3 separate regions of the Mus musculus genome follow, and regions 2 and 3 are each linked to region 1. The links are chromatin loops, found by intact Hi-C in ENCODE. Cell type or tissue: left cerebral cortex. All regions are shown on one strand.

Region 1 (2,500 bases):
AGGATGACGGCGTACCAGAGGTCCGAGCTGCTCGGAATCCCGAGCCTCAGGACCAGGGAGAGCTCTTCCAGGGCGTGGATCCCCGGGCGCTGGCCTCGGTACTGTTGCAGGCACTGGACCGTCCGGCCTCGCCCCCGTCGGTCCCGGGAGGTTCCCAGCAGGGAACACCCGAAGAAGCAGCAGAAGCTCTGCTGACCGAGTCCGTGCGCAGTCAGACCCATAGCCTCCCGGCACCAGAAATCCAAGCGCCCGCTGTGGCCCCCCCTCGCCCTCAGACTCAGGACCGCGATCCCGAGGAGGACGACCGCTCAGAAGAGCTGGAGGCGCTAGCATCCTTGCTCCAAGAACTTCGAGATTTCAGTCCGAGCAATGCTAAGCGCCAACAAGAGACGGCGGCAGCAGAGACTGAAACCCGCACGCACACGCTGACCCGAGTCAATCTGGAGAGCCCCGGGCCAGAGCGCGTGTGGCGCGCTTCCTGGGGAGAGTTCCAGGCGCGCGTTCCGGAGCGCGCTCCTCTTCCGCCCCCGGTCCCTTCCCAATTCCAGGCTCGAATGTCCGAAAGCGCTCCCCTTCCCGAAACTCATCAGTTCGGGGAAGGAGTGTCCTCCCCTAAAACACATTTAGGTGAGACTTTGACACCCTTATCCAAGGCGTATCAAAGTCTAGGTGGCCCCTTCCCTAAGGTGCGCCGGCTCGAGGGCTCATTCCTGGGCGGCTCCGAGGCAGGAGAGCGCCTGCTTCAGCAAGGATTAGCTCAGGTAGAGGCAGGGAGGAGACAGGCGGAGGCCACCCGGCAGGCCGCGGCGCAAGAAGAGCGGCTGGCCGATCTCGCCTCCGACCTGCTGCTCCAGTATCTGTTGCAGGGCGGAGCCCGGCAGCGCGATCTCGGGGGTCGCGAGCTGCAGGAGACGCAGCAAGAGCGGGAGAACGAGAGGGAGGAGGAGGCAGAGCAGGAGAGGCGAGGTGGTGGGGAGGACGATGTGGGGGAAGAGGATGAGGAGGCGGCGGAGGCGGAGGCGGAGGCAGAGGAGGCGGAGAGGGCGCGGCAGAACGCACTCCTGTTCGCCGAGGAGGAGGACGGGGAAGCCGGAGCCGAGGACAAACGCTCCCAGGAGGAGGCGCCAGGCCATCGGCGGAAGGATGCTGAGGGGGCAGAGGAGGGCGGGGAGGAGGATGACGACGACGAGGAGATGGATCCGCAGACGATCGATAGTCTCATTGAACTGTCCACCAAACTCCACCTGCCAGCAGACGATGTGGTCAGCATCATCGAAGAGGTGGAGGAGAAACGGAAGCGGAAGAAGAACGCCCCTCCCGAGCCGGTGCCGCCTCCCAGGGCTGCCCCAGCCCCGACCCATGTCCGCTCTCCGCAGCCCCCACCTCCCGCCCCAGCCCGGGATGAGTTGCCGGACTGGAACGAAGTGCTCCCACCCTGGGATCGGGAGGAGGATGAGGTGTTTCCCCCGGGGCCCTATCACCCCTTCCCAAACTACATTCGGCCGCGGACACTGCAGCCGCCCGCATCCTCCCGCCGCCGTCACTTCCATCACGCGTTGCCACCTGCGCGCCACCATCCGGATCTGGAGGCCCAGGCCAGGCGCGCGCAGGAGGAAGCGGACGCGGAGGAGCGCCGGCTGCAGGAGCAGGAGGAGCTGGAGAATTACATTGAGCACGTGCTGCTGCACCGCCCGTGACCCGCCCCGGCCCCGCCTCCGCGCGCTCGCTCCCAGCTGCGCGCGCCACCACGCCCCCCTCCGTGTCGCTCCTCCTCCCTCTCAGTGTTTGCATGCGCCCTGGCTCCGCCCCTCGGCTGCCGCCCGGCCCCGCCCCACAAGGCCCCGCCTCGGGTTCTGTCGGCACCGGACCTGTCAGACTTCCCTGGGGTCTGCAGTCTAGAACACACAAAACTCGCAGGCAATCCCGGGGCCAGCCCAGGCGGGTGTGTGGTTTGTGCGAGTCCCCTTATATCCCCACTTCCTCCAGGGGCCTCGTCCCCATCTAGTTTCTCTAGCGACTTCCCAGTCCCAGACGGGAAAGGCTGTTCTATTTAATCGTGTGAAGTGTCTGTCTCCCAGCCTTGGGGCCCCCGGAGCCTCCCCTCTTCTCCAAATTGCTGTGAACTTACCCACTTCTCCTTCTCTGTTGTAAATACCCCTCACGGAGGAAATAGTTTTGCTAAGAAATAAAAGTGACTATTTTATTAGGACTTTGTTTTCCGTTATTCACCCGTCCCCTTGGGCCTGCCTGGTCCTCTCCAAGGGGCGGTGAGGGAAGCGCCAGTCAGCACAGGCTCCCTACTCTCTGACTAAAGCCAGACTGGGTGGGAGAAAGGCGTGAAGGTGAACCTGGAAATGGAATGTCCTAGTAATGCCTCGTAAGACACAACTTTGGGGCTAGTGAGATGGTCCGGTGGGTAAAGGCACACGGTGCCAAGCAAGACATGAGTGTAATACCTGGGTTCCTTCCACATGACAGGAGAGGACGGACTACTGCAAGT
Region 2 (2,500 bases), 260 kb after region 1:
CTCCCAACCCACCCAGGACCCTCCACCGAGTCGGGACCAATCCGCATCCCGGGGGAAACGTGCGATCCTGGAACGATCGAAGCCCCCCAACAGAGCTCCTACTGCACCTCCTGCCCCGTGGGGCCTGCCTAGAGGGGCCCCTCCACTGCCTCGCACTCCTCTGAAACTCCCGCTAGCCGCTGCATACTTACTGATGATGCTCGCTGGGCCGGCCGCTGCCTCTGCGCTCCCTTCCTGCAGGGACCCCCTGAAGGCCCCTTCCCCACTCTCTTCAAAGTCTGGGGACACTGGAAGACGCCCCCTGTTTGGGGCGGAGCCCAAACTGCGCAGGTTACTGACATCCCGAATGCACCACCCCCCATCCCGAGGGCCGCGACCCCAACGTCCCTACCCAGCTGAGCCCCTTGCCAGCTCCAGGACCCCTCCTGCGCTCTCTCTCTCTCTCTCTCTCTCTCTCTCTCTCTCTCTCTCTCTCTCTGACTCTGTCTCTCTCTATGTGTCTCTGTCTCTCTCTTTCCCTCCCTCCCTCCCTCCCTCCCTCTCACCCTCCCACCCTCCCTCTAAAAGGAGGCTCAGCGGAAGCCCCGAGTTATAATTAGCCCCACTCGGGTTTCCTGGTTAATCTCCAACAACGCCACTATCCCCAGATCCAGGCGACCAGAACTGGCTGGGTGATGGGTGAACACCCGGAGGGGGTAGTTCCGACCCGGGGAATTTTGATCTCTTGGCTGGAGACGCCGGAACTACAGCAGCTGTTGCCCCCAAAATAGCGCCCCTGCCTTTGCTACGGGGATCTCCGGAGCTCCCGGAACACAGACGTCCTGGCTCGCCCTTCAACCCCCTCTGCGATGCTCACGATTCTCCAGATACCCCCACACCAAGGCTCGGGCGGGGAGCTCTGGCCTCTTCTTGGTCTCTACTGCTCCCGGTTGGCAGTGGAGGGCATTGCAATATGGGGATGCAATAGGGGCTTGAGTTCTGGTGAGCCCCACAAGGGGCGAGTGAGACAGTTGGCTGGAGTCAGGCGAGAGGGGTGCGGTTGATGTAAAGCAAACGGGTACCAACCGGCCGTACCAGAAAGAAGAGAGGCGGAGCAGGGTGGGGCAAGGTGTCGACTGGACAAGATTCCAAGATGCCTTCAGAACCTGGGACTCCCGATACCTTGAATGCCCAACCCACTCCCCAGAAGGCTTTGGCTAACCCAGGAGAGGCTTGGGCTGTGCTTTCTTATAACTTGCAAGCTCCCGAAGGGGCCACACCCGTCCGTCCATGAGGGTCCCCTGCACCTGTCCTGGGGCCTATACAAAGCCTTTCCAACCCTGTGCTGTATACTAGGGGTCTTAGCTCAAGCTGCAGGGGAAAGAGGTATGGAGGCCCTTGGAACTTGCTGGGCAAGGGAGACTATGTATTAGCCAGGCTTATCTCAGTTGGCTGCATTTGTTGCGGTATGGGTGTGTGTATGTCTGATCTTGTGTTTGTCTGCCTGTGTCGCGTCTCCTAGCTTGACTCCATTTCTCCCCTCCCCTTACCAATCTGCCACACCTCCTCTGCAACTCCTTGATAAGCCCTGGGCAAGACTGTTTCTTAATCTCCCACTGAGCTGCTGTCTTCACCCTTTGCCTTTCTTTCTCCCAGCAGACACCAGCCTGTCCTGGCAGTCATGAGGCCTCCCTGGTATCCCCTGCATACACCTTCCCTGGCTTTTCCACTCCTCTTCCTCCTCCTCTCCCTCCTGGGAGGAGGGGCAAGGGCTGAGGGCCGGGAAGACCCGCAGCTGCTGGTGAGGGTTCGAGGGGGCCAGCTGAGGGGCATCCGCCTGAAGGCCCCTGGAGGCCCAGTCTCAGCTTTTCTGGGCATCCCCTTTGCAGAGCCACCTGTGGGCTCACGTAGATTTATGCCACCAGAGCCCAAGCGGCCCTGGTCAGGAGTGTTGGATGCTACCACCTTCCAAAATGTCTGCTACCAGTACGTGGACACCCTGTACCCTGGGTTTGAGGGTACTGAGATGTGGAACCCCAACCGAGAGTTGAGTGAAGACTGCCTGTATCTTAATGTGTGGACACCATACCCCAGACCTGCTTCTCCCACACCTGTCCTCATCTGGATCTATGGGGGTGGTTTCTACAGCGGAGCGGCCTCCTTGGATGTGTATGACGGCCGTTTCCTGGCCCAGGTTGAGGGAGCTGTGTTGGTATCTATGAACTACCGAGTGGGAACCTTTGGCTTCTTGGCCCTACCAGGAAGCAGAGAAGCCCCTGGCAATGTAGGTCTGCTGGATCAACGGCTTGCCTTGCAATGGGTGCAAGAAAATATTGCAGCCTTTGGGGGCGACCCGATGTCAGTGACTCTGTTTGGGGAGAGTGCGGGTGCAGCCTCCGTGGGCATGCACATACTGTCCCTGCCCAGCAGGAGCCTCTTCCACAGGGCTGTCCTCCAGAGTGGCACACCCAATGGGCCCTGGGCCACTGTGAGTGCTGGAGAGGCCAGGCGCAGGGCCACA
Region 3 (2,500 bases), 72 kb after region 1:
GGTCTGACCACAGAGGCAGGCGTTCCGCCTTGGGGTTTGAAGCTGGGAACTAGTTGTCCTCTCTGTAATCTTGGCTCACATGGACTGAGGCAGTCTCCTGTCGCCGCCAGGCCCCCTCAGCTTGCTGCTGAGTCACGTTCCCCCGGGCTCGCCCAAGCGCCCAGGTCTACGCTTAGTCATCGGAGAATGAATTGCAGAATTCTTCTGTAGGCTGTCACTGCAGCAGTGAGGCTGTCCCTGAGCCAGGCCATTCACAGCATTCCCTCCCAGGCTGTCATTCTTTCTCCTTGCTGGGGGTCCTGGCTGGAAGAACAAGGCAGTGGAGGGGAGGGGCAGCCCAGAGTGGGAACTGTCTCAGAATTATCTTCCTGCATCTGCGTGTTAGACTTCTTCAAGGCCTCCATCCTCCTTTGTTCCTTCTATCTTCCTGTCTTGTGTGTGGGCGTATCTGTGCACGTGTGAGCCAGCGTGAGGTAGCGGAAACCAGCGGACAGCCATGGCTGTCGGGCCTCAGGCTCCATTTACTTCGTATGTTTGAGAATTGGCCTCATTGGCCTAGGACTCACAAGTAGGACTCACCAGGCTGACCAGCCACATCTCCAGGGCTGGGATTGTAAGGGCACACTACCGTGTGTCTCTTAAAAACAAACAAACAAACAAACAAAGCCATTCTTGGTTGTGTGTGCGTGCATGTGTGCCTGTTTGTATGCCACTGCAGATGTGTGGAGGTCAGAGGACAACCCGAGGGAGTCGCTTCTCTCCCTCCACCTTGTGGGGTTTCTGGCTTGGCAGCACACAACTTTCCTGCTGTGCCTTCTTGCTGGCTCAGTGCATGGCTCTCAGGAAGGCTCACATCAGAAGCAGAGCGTTGCTCTGGAGGGCTCCATTTGCCCTGCAGAACAGCAGAGCTGAGAGGAGTCTGGGTCACAGGATCACTGTGCTGTGGTCACTCTTCCTCTACAGTGTCTTCAAGGAATCTGTGTGCCCATCCAGGGAGTGACCACCAGGCAGCCATGGTAATCTCTGCTTCCTAGGTACTGGTGTTGAACATTCTCCATGCCCCGGAGCTCATCTGTCTCGGTTTGAATGTGAAATGTCTCTCACAGGCTCATGTTTTGAGATTCTATTTACTTTCAGCTATGAGTATGGGTATGTACACCTGCCTGCAGTACCCACAGAAGCCAAAAGAGGGTGTCAGCTCCCCTGGAGCTTGAGTTAAGGGAGGCTCATGTGAAGGGAGATACTGGAAACTGGACTAAGGTCCTCTGCTAGAATAGTGCATGCTTTCAACTGCTGAGCCATCTCTCCACCACCAAGCAACTGCCCCTGGCTTGCAGTAGTCTTCTGGGGGCTGGGGTGGGGTGGGGGATGGAGACTTTAAGAGGTGGGGCATGGTGGTGAAGTGTGTCACCAAGGGGGTGAGCTTTGGAAAGTTACATCTGTCCCCCGGCTTCAGTCTGCACTACTTCCTGGTTCCCTGTGATATAAGGAGTCTTTATCACACACTCCTAATGCCATGGCGGACTGAGACCCTTTGAAACTGTGAGCTGAGATGCGTCCCTTCTCTCTTGTTTCTGCAGGGTTACTGTGTGTCTTTGTGTAGCTATGTCTATGTGTGCGGAATGTAAGTCAGAAGTCAATGCTGGGTGTCTTCTCCCTCTCTCACACAACACACACAGAGACCCACACACACACAAACAGACACACATACACACACACACTCACACACTTTATTCATGTTATTTTGGGTTTGTACTTGGGGCAGGAGCACACATGCCATGGTGGGCATGTGAAAGCCAGAGGAGAGCTTGCAGGAATCAGCCCATCTTTCTACCCAGGTGGATTCCAGGGATCAAACTCGGGCCATCTGGCTTGGTGACAGCTATCTTGTCACTACACATCTGAGAGAGGGTCTCTCACTTAACTCGAAGCTCGCTGATTCAGCTAGACGAGCTAACCCATGAACTCCAGGGATCTGTCCATGTCTGCCTCTCCAGCACGGGGGATCATAGGCATGCATCAGCGAGCCGGTTGTTCTGTGGAGGCTGGGGATCTGAATTCAGGCCCTCGTGCTTCATTTGGCAAATGCTTTACTCTCTGAGCCATCTCCCTAGTCCCTGTGAGGTACTTTCAGTCACAGCCACTGTGCTGGCTAGCTTTCCTGTCAACCTGACACAAACTAGAGTCATCCAGGAGGAGGAATGTCAGTGAGGAACTGCCTCCATTAGACTGGCCAGAAGGGAGCCTGTGGGACATTTTCTTGATTGACAGTTGATGTAGCAGGGCCCAGCCCATTAAGGGTGATCAGCAGATGGGCCCCAGTTGCATTGCATAAAAGAGCAATCCAGGGGCCTAGAGAGGATGGCTTAGTGGTTAAGAACACTGGCTACTTTTCCAGAGGAGTTGGTTTCAATTGCTAGCACTCACATGGCAGCTCACAACCATTGGCATCTGACTTCTGGCCTCTGAGCAAGCCAGGGCGGGGCAGCATCCTTCCATG

The links. Peaks named below come from ENCODE experiments on the same cell type or tissue, not always from the same donor. Only the 100,000 strongest peaks of a DNase experiment are listed, where the experiment ranks them.
Region 2: it touches region 1 in a loop (4-fold over the local background); 8 of 42 quality-filtered maps call a loop at or near these places.
Region 3: it touches region 1 in a loop (4-fold over the local background); 29 of 42 quality-filtered maps call a loop at or near these places.

Annotation. Positions count from the first base shown.
Region 1 is chr5:137,031,143-137,033,642 of GRCm38, forward strand. It overlaps Vgf (VGF nerve growth factor inducible), which reads left to right. Exons shown (of 2, transcript NM_001039385.1): 2 at 1-2,209. The coding sequence ends at 1,697. Among named protein-coding and RNA genes, the nearest start is that of Vgf, 2.1 kb to the left of the region's middle. In left cerebral cortex, CTCF peaks have their summits at 1,081 (motif pointing right) and 1,746; DNase peaks (open chromatin) are centred at 464, 1,136, 1,686 and 2,256; H3K4me3 peaks cover 2,147 bases; H3K27ac peaks cover 2,072 bases.
Region 2 is chr5:137,288,374-137,290,873 of GRCm38, forward strand. It overlaps Ache (acetylcholinesterase), which reads left to right. Exons shown (of 5, transcript NM_009599.4): 2 at 1,639-2,500. The coding sequence starts at 1,661. Gm42456 (a long non-coding RNA gene) reads right to left here and starts at 271. Exons shown (of 4, transcript XR_003955815.1): 1 at 192-271. In left cerebral cortex, a CTCF peak has its summit at 941; DNase peaks (open chromatin) are centred at 83, 800, 1,429 and 2,483; H3K4me3 peaks cover 1,329 bases; H3K27ac peaks cover 1,314 bases.
Region 3 is chr5:137,102,995-137,105,494 of GRCm38, forward strand. No RefSeq gene overlaps it. Among named protein-coding and RNA genes, the nearest start is that of Trim56, 12 kb to the right of the region's middle. In left cerebral cortex, a CTCF peak has its summit at 1,154 (motif pointing right); DNase peaks (open chromatin) are centred at 139 and 424; H3K27ac peaks cover 954 bases.